Linked DNA regions of Homo sapiens: region 2 is linked to region 1. A link is an interaction called in ENCODE POLR2A ChIA-PET data of the cell type or tissue named here. Cell type or tissue: OCI-LY7. All regions are shown on one strand. Each heading gives the region's core, and the rest is flanking DNA. Links, peaks and the distances in the headings are about the cores only.

Region 1 (5,389 bases), core at 187-5,186:
TACAAGTGTGTGTCACCACACCTGGCTAATTTTTTGTATTTTCAGTAGAGACGAGGTTTCACCATTTTGGCCAGGCTGGTCTCGAACTCCTGACCTCAAATGATCCGCCCACCTCGGCCTCCCAAAGTGCTGGGATTACAGGTGTGAGCCACCATGCCTGGCCTGGTTAGCTATTTTTGAGACCAGAATCTCAAGAAAGAGGTATGTGCTGAGCTAAGAAGGAAAAAGTGCTGCTGACTTCCCCCACCCGAGGTCTTCTAACCTCACACCCGAGCCTAATACAAAATATTCTGCTCATAAGGCCCTTTCTCAGGATGGCTGTGGCTGGTGGTTCTTGGTGCTCTAGGCCAGACATTGGGCTCTGCTGAGCTTCCAACTTTTAGCGTTTGTTCAAACAGGAACTCAAAGAATAAGGTAATTCCTGAAGGCTCACTTGAACAAGCACAGCCTTGACCTCAGCTCCATATCCTTGGAGCTGCAGTTTTCAGACTTGTTTCAGTACCGCTTCACGCTCTTAACAATTATTAAGGACCTCAAAGACCTTTGCTTTACATGAGTTATATCTATCAATGTTTACCATATTAGAAATATAAGTGGGAAATTTTAGAGTATTTATGAATTCAATAAAACATAATAACCTGGCTGGGTGTGGTGGCTCATTCCTGCAATCCCAGCACTTTGGGAGGCCGAGGTGGGACGATCACTTGAGGCCAGGAGTTCGAGACAAGCCTGGGCAACATAGTGAGACTTTGTCTCTACAAAAAATTTAAAAAATTAACAGGATATGGTAGTGTGCACTTGTGGTCCTAGCTACTTGGGAGGCTGAGGCAGGAGGATTGCTTGAGCCCAGGAGGTTGAGGCTGCAGTGTACCATGATCACACCACTGCACTCCAGCCTGAGTGACAGAGCGAAACCCTGTCTCATAAAAACTAAAAATCAAAACATAATAACCCTTTTGTATATGAACATAAATAATACTTCTGTATGAAAAATACCTTTACAAAGATAGTTTAGGGAAAGAGTGGTGGTGGTTTACATTTTTGCGGTTCTCTATAACGTCTGGTTTCGTAGAAGCAGCTGGATTCTCATAACTGCTTCTGCATTCAATCTGTTGTGATTTGTTGTTTGGTTGGAATATGTGAAGAAAATCCAACCTCAGGCACATCTGTAGTTGGAAATGGAGGCGTGTTTTAATAGTCTTTTCTGATAATTGTGGATATTCCCTTTGATGCTACATCAAACTCTGCAAGTGGCCATTTCTTAAAGCTTATTTGCGGTGTGGAATCTGAAACCATATCAGTAAACTTTTCTTACTTTGTTGCATTAAAATCCATTGACCTGTCTTTCATTTTGGATCTTTCTTACTCATGTATCATTTGGGAAATACTGATTCATGGAATTAAATGTTAGCACATTTTATAATACCATTAGAAAAAAATTACATTTGTTGAAATCAGCGGTCATCTCTTGAAAAGTCTTCTTCCCCTCCAGCTTTATTGAGATATAATTGGTATACAAAAACCTGCATATAATCAATGTATAGAATTTGTTGAGTTTGGACAAATGTATACACTCCTGTATTTGGCATTATAAAATGTGCTAACATTTATTTCCATGAGCCAGTATTTTCCAAATCATGCATGAATAAGAAAGATCCAAAATGAAAGAAAGACCAATGGATTTAAATACCACAAAGTGAGAAACATTCACTCATATGGCTCCATATTCCACATTGCAAATAAACTTTATATTACATTTACCATCTCCACAATCCAGGTGATAAACGTGTCCATCACCTCCAAAGTTTCCTTGTGTCTTTGTGTTTTATTTTTATTTTGTGTATTAAAAACACTTAACATGAGATCTACCCTCTACAAATTTTTAAGGACACAATACCGTCTTATTAACCGTCTGCATATTGGGAAAGCTGTCACACTCTTGGTGGCAGATACAATTTTTCCAAGTATCTAATTTTTGTTTGAAGGCTTGACTTTTATCATTGGCAACAAATAGGTCAGTTATTATTTTTTTTTGAAGCAACAGGCTAATTTTGCGTTTGAGAAAGTGTGTGCCAAATACCCAACTTTAAATACTAATACTTTTAGTTTTTATTTCATGTAAAAATGATATTCTATAAACAAAAACTGCTAGTTCAGCTTGTTGATCAAACGGTTGGCATAAATTCTTTTCCTTCAGGCAACCTCCATACTTCAGTATGCCGCACAGCTCCTTCATGTGAACTTTCCTATTTCAGCACAAAGAATATTAAAAAGGTCAAAAGGGCACATACTCAGGGGTTGAGATTTCATGCAATTGCTAATGTTCACTGTTTCATCAAGGATATTTTTATATGAAACCGTCCTTTTTTTTTCCCACTGTGAGTTCGCAGTGGTCATGAGGACCTATACTGGTGGTGCCACTGTCTTGATTTGTGCTAAGGGGCCAGCAATTTTATACACCCTTGCTTTGATCATCAGTGCTTCCTGTCAGCCTATGAAAGTTGTGAATGACCTGTTTGCATTATTATAATGATAATTTTGATGTCATGGACGTCCTGAAAGGTGCCTGAGGACCCCCAGGGTGTCTTGGAGCACTTTGAGAACAGCTGGTGCCAGTTCAGTTGAAAGTGGGCTCCTCACAGTGATCTGTCTCCTCTGAGGTTGCTCAACTGCATCCAGCTTCTTCTTTGCTTATTACTCCTAAAGCTGTCATTTTAGAAGCAGGGACCAGTTACTTCTTGGCTCAGCTGTGCTGTAGTTTTCCAAGTGAAAGGAAGTTTAGTAACGCTAGGAAAGAAATTTTTATTTTTTTATTTTTTATTATTATTTTTTTTTGAGGTGGAGTCTCGCTCTGTTGCCCAGGCTGGAGTACAGTGGCGTGATCTCGGCTCACTGCAAGCTCTGCCTCCCGGGTTCACGCCATTCTCCTGCCTCAGCCTCCTGAGTAGCTGGGACCACAGGCGACCACCACCATGCCTGGCTAATTTTTTCTGTATTTTTAGTAGAGACGAGGTTTCACTGTGTTAGGCAAAATGGTCTCGAACTCCTGACCTTGTGATCCGCCCACCTCGGCCTCCCAAAGTACTGGGATTACAGGCATGAGCCACCATCCCGGGCGAAAGAAAATATTTTTGAGATAGGCAACTCCTGACCTGTACAAAGTTGTACATTTTGTTGTCTTACACAATAAATAAGCACATCCATAAACATGCTTGTACTTGATAGACTTTCCTCATCTTTTAAGATGAAGATAATCACAAAGAGAACATGAAGAAAGTTATGTTCATTTATCAAAAAGTACTTGTTTGGTTATCATAATTAAATAAAAAAAAAAACAGGCTACCACCTGTTGTAATGCTTTTTGTTTAATGAATGGTTTAACATGTTCTTTTGTTCTTTTAATGCCTGTAAATAGTAATCAGATCTTGATTTGATTCAGTTTCTATTTTTTTTGGCAAAACTACTTCGTAGGTGGTGGCCTGTACTTCTCACCCCAGTCAGGTAATATTGGTTGTCTCACTTTTTGTAGTGTTCATGACCATTGATAACCATTGCCTAGATCCATTATTTTATCAAGGGTTTGCAAAATGGTGATATTTTTATTGTTTTCCTGTTTTAGTTATTAGAATATTTTTATGAAGAGAAACTTCCCCTCATCAACTCTTTGAGATCTAGTTAGTACAGAAAAGGTAGGTTGGCTGGGCACAGTGGCTCACACCTGTAATCCTAGCACTTTGGGAGGCCGAGGTGGACGGATCATCTTAGGCCGGGAGTTGGAGACCAGCCTGACCAACACAGAGAAACCCCGTCTCTACTAAAAATACAAAATTAGCTGGGTGTGGTGGCGTGTTGCCTGTAATCCCAGTTACTGGGGAGGCTGAGGCAGGAGAATCATTTTAACCCAGGAGGTGGAGGTTGCAGTGAGCCAAGATTGCGCCATTGCACTCCAGCCTGGGCAACAAGAGCGAAACTTCATCTCAAAAAAAGAAAAGGTAGGTTAAATGCCTGATTCTTTTTTGTTTTTGTTTTTAACATCAGTTTTCAATATTATGAGCTGGTCTCTTAGATTAGTCCCTTAGAACAGGACTGTTCAGGTTGTGTAAATTAAATTGGTCTCTACAGCATTTTTGTTGGAAACACCAAGCTAAATTGTCTGGTTTTTAGAAGCAAATCTAAAGGAAACTATTAATAGAAAAGTCATTTTGTTCTATTCTGAAAGTAGCTTAATTCACTTGAAATAAAAAAATAATGGCTGAGACATCTTGGGGCTGTTAAATGGGAATAAAAAAATTAAAACACTTGTTCTTGTCTTTAGAATGATGTATTCATTGCATGTCATTATCCTTTTATGTATCTTATATTGTATTCTGAGATCAGATTCAAAAATGTATAAAGCATCCTTGCCTTCAAGGTTCATAATAGAGTAAGTGAAAAGTTGACCTCTGTTCTTGTTACATTGATTTGTTACAATCATTCCATGGGTGGAATGCAAACAAAAGTTCTATTTACTCCAATATTCCCCCCACTTTAAAATTCATAATTTTGAGAAATGTCTGATAGACAATAAGATAAAGTTTTCTTCGGAAAAAATGGAAGCAGTCAGTGAAACCTATTATGTAGAGGGGGCAGTCAGATGAGACTGAAGAGGTCCTATTGGAATTAGGGTGAGAGGAGAAAGGAAGGGAAGGCAACTTTCTTCAGTCTTCAGCTGCAGACTTCACTGGCTTCTTCCTGCTAATGCTGCCTGTGACTTGAAACAGGTCCTCCTGCTTCAGGCCAGACCTGTTTTTAAGCTGCTGCTCCCTCCCTGAATTCCTTCTCATGATTTGAGTGATTACTGAATACACAAGACTTGGTGCCTAGACAACAGAAGATTATATAAATGTCTGTGTACATTTGTGTACCCCTCCTGGGAACCAGTTAACAGCTGTCCTTGATCAGCAGGGATCTTGGTGACACTGGTTTTTCCTGTGTGCTTCCTTTCATGTGCATTTCAGAGTGGTATCCTCAGTAAAGTACTTTACTTAATCATTGGTGTTCATACCAACTATTAATCTCACCACCAAGATCTGTTCAGTTGTTTTCAGTTCAGTGTCTTACACTTAATAAATGATTTCAGTTGTTTTCAGTTCAGTGTCTTACACTTAATAAATGATAACTAAAGTGATTTTGACTTGGCTTCTGTTATCCTGGGTGCTTCTAATTTCCAGATGGGTCTGAAACTGGGTATTTAAATTTAGTCTTATTTTTGCATATGGAGCTAAAAGTATCCTTTGGGACAGGCTGTGTATGATATGGCAAGTCTGCTTATCAAAATAGACATTTTCCTGTCTAATAACAATTTTGGATGGAAAAAAAGCTTTGGGGGCTGGGCGTGACGGCTCACCCC
Region 2 (5,389 bases), core at 324-5,323, 250 kb before region 1:
TAAGACCCTGCCTCAAACAACAAGTACAACAACAGCAACAACAAAAAACAAAACAAAGGAAACCAATTCTGGAAAGATTACAGAATACTAATTATTTTATGGCATGAGAATGTTTTCTATGAAAACTAGTGATTAACTCTTAAATGAGAAGATACAAGGTGACTTTCTTTTTCCCCTTTTCTCTGCATTTCCTAATTTTTCTACAATGAGCGTGTACTAACAAAATTTTAGTACAAGAAGCACTATATAGCTCAAGGACCCATTAACTCCAATCTTGCTTTGCATAAATATGGCATTTCAGAAGTCAAGCATACAAAATACTTTCCTTAGAGAAATAAAAATATATGTAAAAGCCAGACAGGCCAACAGGGCGATCACATTCCTCAGAACCGCATTGTCCAATTCAATAACCATCATTCACATGTGGCAATTAAACACATGAAATGTGGCTTGTCCAAACTGAAATGTGCTGTAAATGTTAAATAGACACTAGGTTTCAAAGATCTTGTACCAAAAAGGGAATGTAAAGTATGTCATTATAGTTTTTAAGGTATCAATTACAAGTTGAAATATTTTTGATATATTAGGTCAAATAAAATATACTAAAATTGAATCATTTTTAGTTTTTAAGCAAAGCTACTAGAAAAGTACACATATGGTTTGCATTTGTGGCCAACATATTTCCACTGGACGGTGCTGCTATAGAACCTTGTTACTCTAGTGAAGTGTAGGTATCACCCGAGATCTTGTTAAAAGGCAGATCTTTGGGACCCACCCCAGAATTACTGACTATAGTATCTCCAGGTGCTTAGTATACACATTCAAGTTTGAGGAATGCTAATCCAAAATACTATAATTTCATTCCCCTTAAATTATAACAATCCAAATTTTTTTTATCTATCCATTTAGTTAAATGCTATAAAGTTTCAGGCACTATTCAAGGTAACAGGAATACAAGGTGGATAAAAACATTAAAACTCTCACTTCCTCTTCTGGTGGAGCTTATATTCCACAAAAGGCAAGCAAACAAAAACTAAAATACAGTCAGTTCTGCTATAACATTTGTTTCCAAATAGACAAATTTGTTTGAAGGCTACTGATCTATCAGAAACCAGCAAATTTCCCACTTATGTGTATTTTCACCTGTGAGAAACACTAGCTACATCAAGCTGCACAGGAATTTACAAGGCAGACACAGCTCAAACATCTAATAGCTATCTTAGTTCATCATGAATTATGAGTCAGGTCCATCCACATTTGATGTTACAAGTTTTTGTCTCGTATCAGGTATCTTCCATCCATCACTTTACAGTAATTCATGAACTGCAACCCTTCCAATGAGTGGCCACTTTCACAAGAAGTCAGGTTTTGGTCAAGGTAAAGTGCCATTTATTGCGGTGTTATTCTTTAACCATTTTATACGTGTAAAACTAAGTTACAATTTTTATTAGGTTCCTATCTTTTTAAAATGTGTCACTGACAATGTTTTTGGTTACTGTGCTCCTAACTCCATTTTCCCCATAAATTGGTCTGGTGCAATGTTGCACAGCACCGTGACTTTCAGAAATGCCCATGTCATGTTATAGCAGAATGACTATAAGTAAATCATAACAGGTCACCTTCATACAAGGAAGGAACACGCAGGGGCAAGGAAAGACAATGATGAGAATGACTGTTTCAGAGTGTTCAGCAAGGGCAGAGAAGGCCCTGTGAGAGGGTGACACTTAAGCAGACACATTACTGAAGTGAGTGAGCACAGTAGGAGAAACATAAAGGCACATAATGTGCAGAGCCCCTGAGACAGGAACAAACTTCTGCCTGCAGGGCCAGTATGGAGAGAGTAGCACAAACAAGGGGAAGATAGTAGAAGAGGCTGAAAAAATACCCAGACACCAGATTACACAGGATCTATTATAAGATTTGCTAAGAAACAGGGAGTCACTGGAGGGCCGTGAGCTTGAGAGAGATGTGAGGTGACTGGCATTTTAACTGGATCACTCTGGCTACTGTGTGGGGAAACAATCATACAAAGCAAAATGGACTCGGGAACACTAGGGGGCTCTTGCAGAATTCAAGCTAAGAAAAGGTGGTAGCCAGAACTAAAATGATAAAATAGTGAGAATTAGTTATACTTGGAGTATAATTTGAAGGCAGAGATAAAATTTTATGTGAAGAGACTTCCTTTCCAGTTTCAACAACAGTAGGCTAAATACTTTATAATTTCATCAGTACAACAGGAATAATACTGATCAGCCTATTTCAAAGAGCTACTGTGGAGTCAGATGAGAAACAATATAGAAACCCTTTGAAAATTATAAAGCATCATACAAATCCTGAAAAGGACTGTTCATAGAATATATTTGCAAGCCCCAAATAACCAAATAACTGATTTTGCCAGGGGGTGGAGGTTGCAATGAGGTGAGATCGAGATCGTGCCACTGCACTCCAGCCTAGGTACAGAGTGAGACTGTCTTAAAAAAAAAAAAAAAAAAAAAAAAAACAAAACACACACACACACAACCCCACAAAAATTGGTTTTGTAATTATCAAATTGACAATGAGTTATATCTAGTGCCTGGTATAGCATCCCAAATGCCCAGCTTATTTCCATCTTCACTCTTTCCAGCATCATAACAAAATGATGCACTACCCCCCAAACAATTCTGCACAACAGAATAAGGTAACAGATGCTTAATAGACACAAATTAGAATATATAAATTTTCTGTGAATTACAGACCAAAACCCCAAGTATGTTACACCAAAAATTTTAAATACTTCCTGCACAACTAGAAAACAGTTCAATTAAGACTGTCTTAAGGATCTAAGGATCTAAGTGAACTCATTCCAAAATACTGATTGTAAAATAGAAATACCATTAAATTATAAACAATACATAATAACCATCTCTCTAAAAATATAAAAAGTTAAAATGTGATTATGAGAAGCGTAAGACAAATGACTTGGTACTAGTGTTCAAATTTAACAATTTACATGCACAGATGCTTACATCACAGACACTGTTTTCTAAAATTAAAAAAAAAACAATGAAGAGTTGAAACATTAAGACTGCTACTCCTTCAATCTTATTCCACTTCTCTTGAAACAGAGTATGTTTCCTGTGTTTTCTAAATTGACCAATGGAAATCCAATGCAAACATTTCTGCATAGTATTATCACAAAGCATAAATCAATGAAAAAAGGTCATGTGTCACTATTTTTACTAGACAAAAAATACTTAACATCAGTCAAACGTATTATTAAAATCCAAACGTTAGTGTATTATATTCTATGCAATGTTTCCACTTCGTAAACAAGTCTTTAAATATGAGGGATTAAGAGAAAATGGACTTTTCCTAGTGAAATCTGTGTCATGCTTCCATGTCAAAACTTATTTTTGAAAATAAAACACTGATGTGATAACTGCGCCTAGAACTACACAAATACATCTTATCAAGGTACTATAATTTGGCAAGTTGTAACCACTGAGGGAAGAAGGGTGAAGATATTAGCAGGATAAAAGCAAAAATGCCTTCAAACTAATTCATGCCATAGTAACCACCACCAAATAAGCTTTCAATACCCAAGTGTTTAATCTCTGACAGCATACAAGTTACCGAAGTTAGAGAACTAGTTTCTAGACTGAGCTGTTGCTCTCTGTTCAATTTTATTAAATTTTCCCTCATTTGTAAAACTGGAAATAAGGATACTATCTGTTGTCTTCCAAAGTTAACATGAGTATCAAAAGCGACTGTTAATTTGTATACTTACTTTCTATACAACATTTCTAATGTTAGTAATTTGTAACATTACTAACTCAAAGCATATTTCAAAGTCATCTAAACAACGGTAAGACCATGTTGCTCAACTGCCAGTCTATTATTCAATGTGAAAGACTCAAACGTTACTAAATTATATTAAAAAAAGACATTATCACCAAATAATCCCTACTAATTCCTTCAAAATGTTAATAGTAACTTTTATTTGAAAGTTAGGGAGATGAAAATACATTTCCAAATTTTTCCAAAGATATAGCTAAATGACAAAATAAAAACTTCACTATGGGCCAGGCGCGGTGACTCACGCCTGTAATCCTAGCACTTTGGGAGGCCGAGGCAGGTGGATCACTTGAGAGCAGGAGATTGAGACCAGCCTGGCCAACTTGGTGAAACCCTATTTCTACTAAAAATACAAAAATTAGCCGGGCATGATGGCGTATGTTTGTAATCCCAGCTACTTGGGACATTAAGGCAGAAGGATCGCTTGAACTCAGGAGGCAGAGGTTACAGCGAGCCAGGATCACACCACTGCACTCCAGCCTGGGCAACTCTGTCTCCAGAAAAAAAAAAACCAAAAAACAAACCCTAACGATTGTACCTTAAGGTTTTTGCTTTTGGTTACTTTAAACAAGATTGTATGTTTTCAGACAGATCACAGACTATATAAAAATAACTCATTTCACAAAAAAATATTTTAATTATACTCTCACATAACCTATCTTAAATTTACAATAGACATTATTTCCTTTAATAAATCCTAATGGATAAAATCTCTAACTCTAAACTATACACGCTATGTTACAGCAAGTCTTATTTTAACTAGCAAGGTTTTTGGGAATAAAAACCTTCACAATCCCTGATTTCTCACTTTTTATATTGTATCTGCAAGTCCTTTCATACATTACTTCTGAACGAGCATTTTTCAATGAAATCCAAGATGCTAAGAAATCTAGTAATTACTGAAAAATGCTGTGATGCCAGTAAAGCCTAATCCTAAGGTAAACAAACGCACAAGTTCCACATTTAACTTGCTTTGTAAAATGCAAGTTACAAATCATAGCATATAGGTTATTATTAGTAAAGAAAATCATTAAATCTTAAAATGAAAAACTGGGAAATTTGAATTCAGTAGTTCAATGCATATAGTAAGTAACCTGCTGTAATCTTAAGTTTTTTACATGCTTAGAGCTTAGATAATCCAACTCACTTGCATTTGATTTTTGATAATGGTCTTGAATTTATATACATTAATTTTTTTCTTTTTTTTTTTTTTTTTTAAACAGACGGGTCTCACTCTATCAACCCAGGTTAGAGTGTGGTGGCACAACCACAGCTCACTGTTAACCTCAAACTCCTGGGCTCAAGCAATCATCCCACCACACCCAGCTAATCAAAAAAAAAATTTTTTTTTTTTTTAGTAGACACAGGGTCTTGCTATGTTGCCAAGGCTAGTCTCAAACTCCTGGCTTCAAAGGACCTTCCCATCTCAACCTCCCAAGCAACCAGCATTACAGAGATGAGCAGCTGTGCCTGGCTGAATTCTTTTTTTTTTTTTTTTTTTTGAGACAGGGTCTCAATCCGTCTCCCAGGCTGGAGTGCAATGGCACAATCT

The links. ChIA-PET counts read pairs that join two places held together with the same protein. Peaks named below come from ENCODE experiments on the same cell type or tissue, not always from the same donor. Only the 100,000 strongest peaks of a DNase experiment are listed, where the experiment ranks them.
Region 2: POLR2A ChIA-PET joins it to region 1 with 7 read pairs; 2 of 35 experiments call an interaction of 5 or more read pairs at or near these places.

What each region holds. Positions count from the first base shown.
Region 1 is chr10:28,283,792-28,289,180 of GRCh38, reverse strand. All of the region lies in intron 1 of MPP7 (MAGUK p55 scaffold protein 7), which reads left to right. Among named protein-coding and RNA genes, the nearest start is that of MIR8086, 2.9 kb to the left of the region's middle. In OCI-LY7, for the core only: no CTCF peak of the experiment used is centred there; DNase peaks (open chromatin) are centred at 2,580 and 4,840; H3K4me3 peaks cover 1,190 bases; H3K27ac peaks cover 2,865 bases.
Region 2 is chr10:28,538,532-28,543,920 of GRCh38, reverse strand. The region is part of intron 3 of WAC (WW domain containing adaptor with coiled-coil); the gene reads right to left. Among named protein-coding and RNA genes, the nearest start is that of WAC, 8.1 kb to the right of the region's middle. In OCI-LY7, for the core only: CTCF peaks have their summits at 1,834 and 2,034 (motif pointing right); no DNase peak of the experiment used is centred there.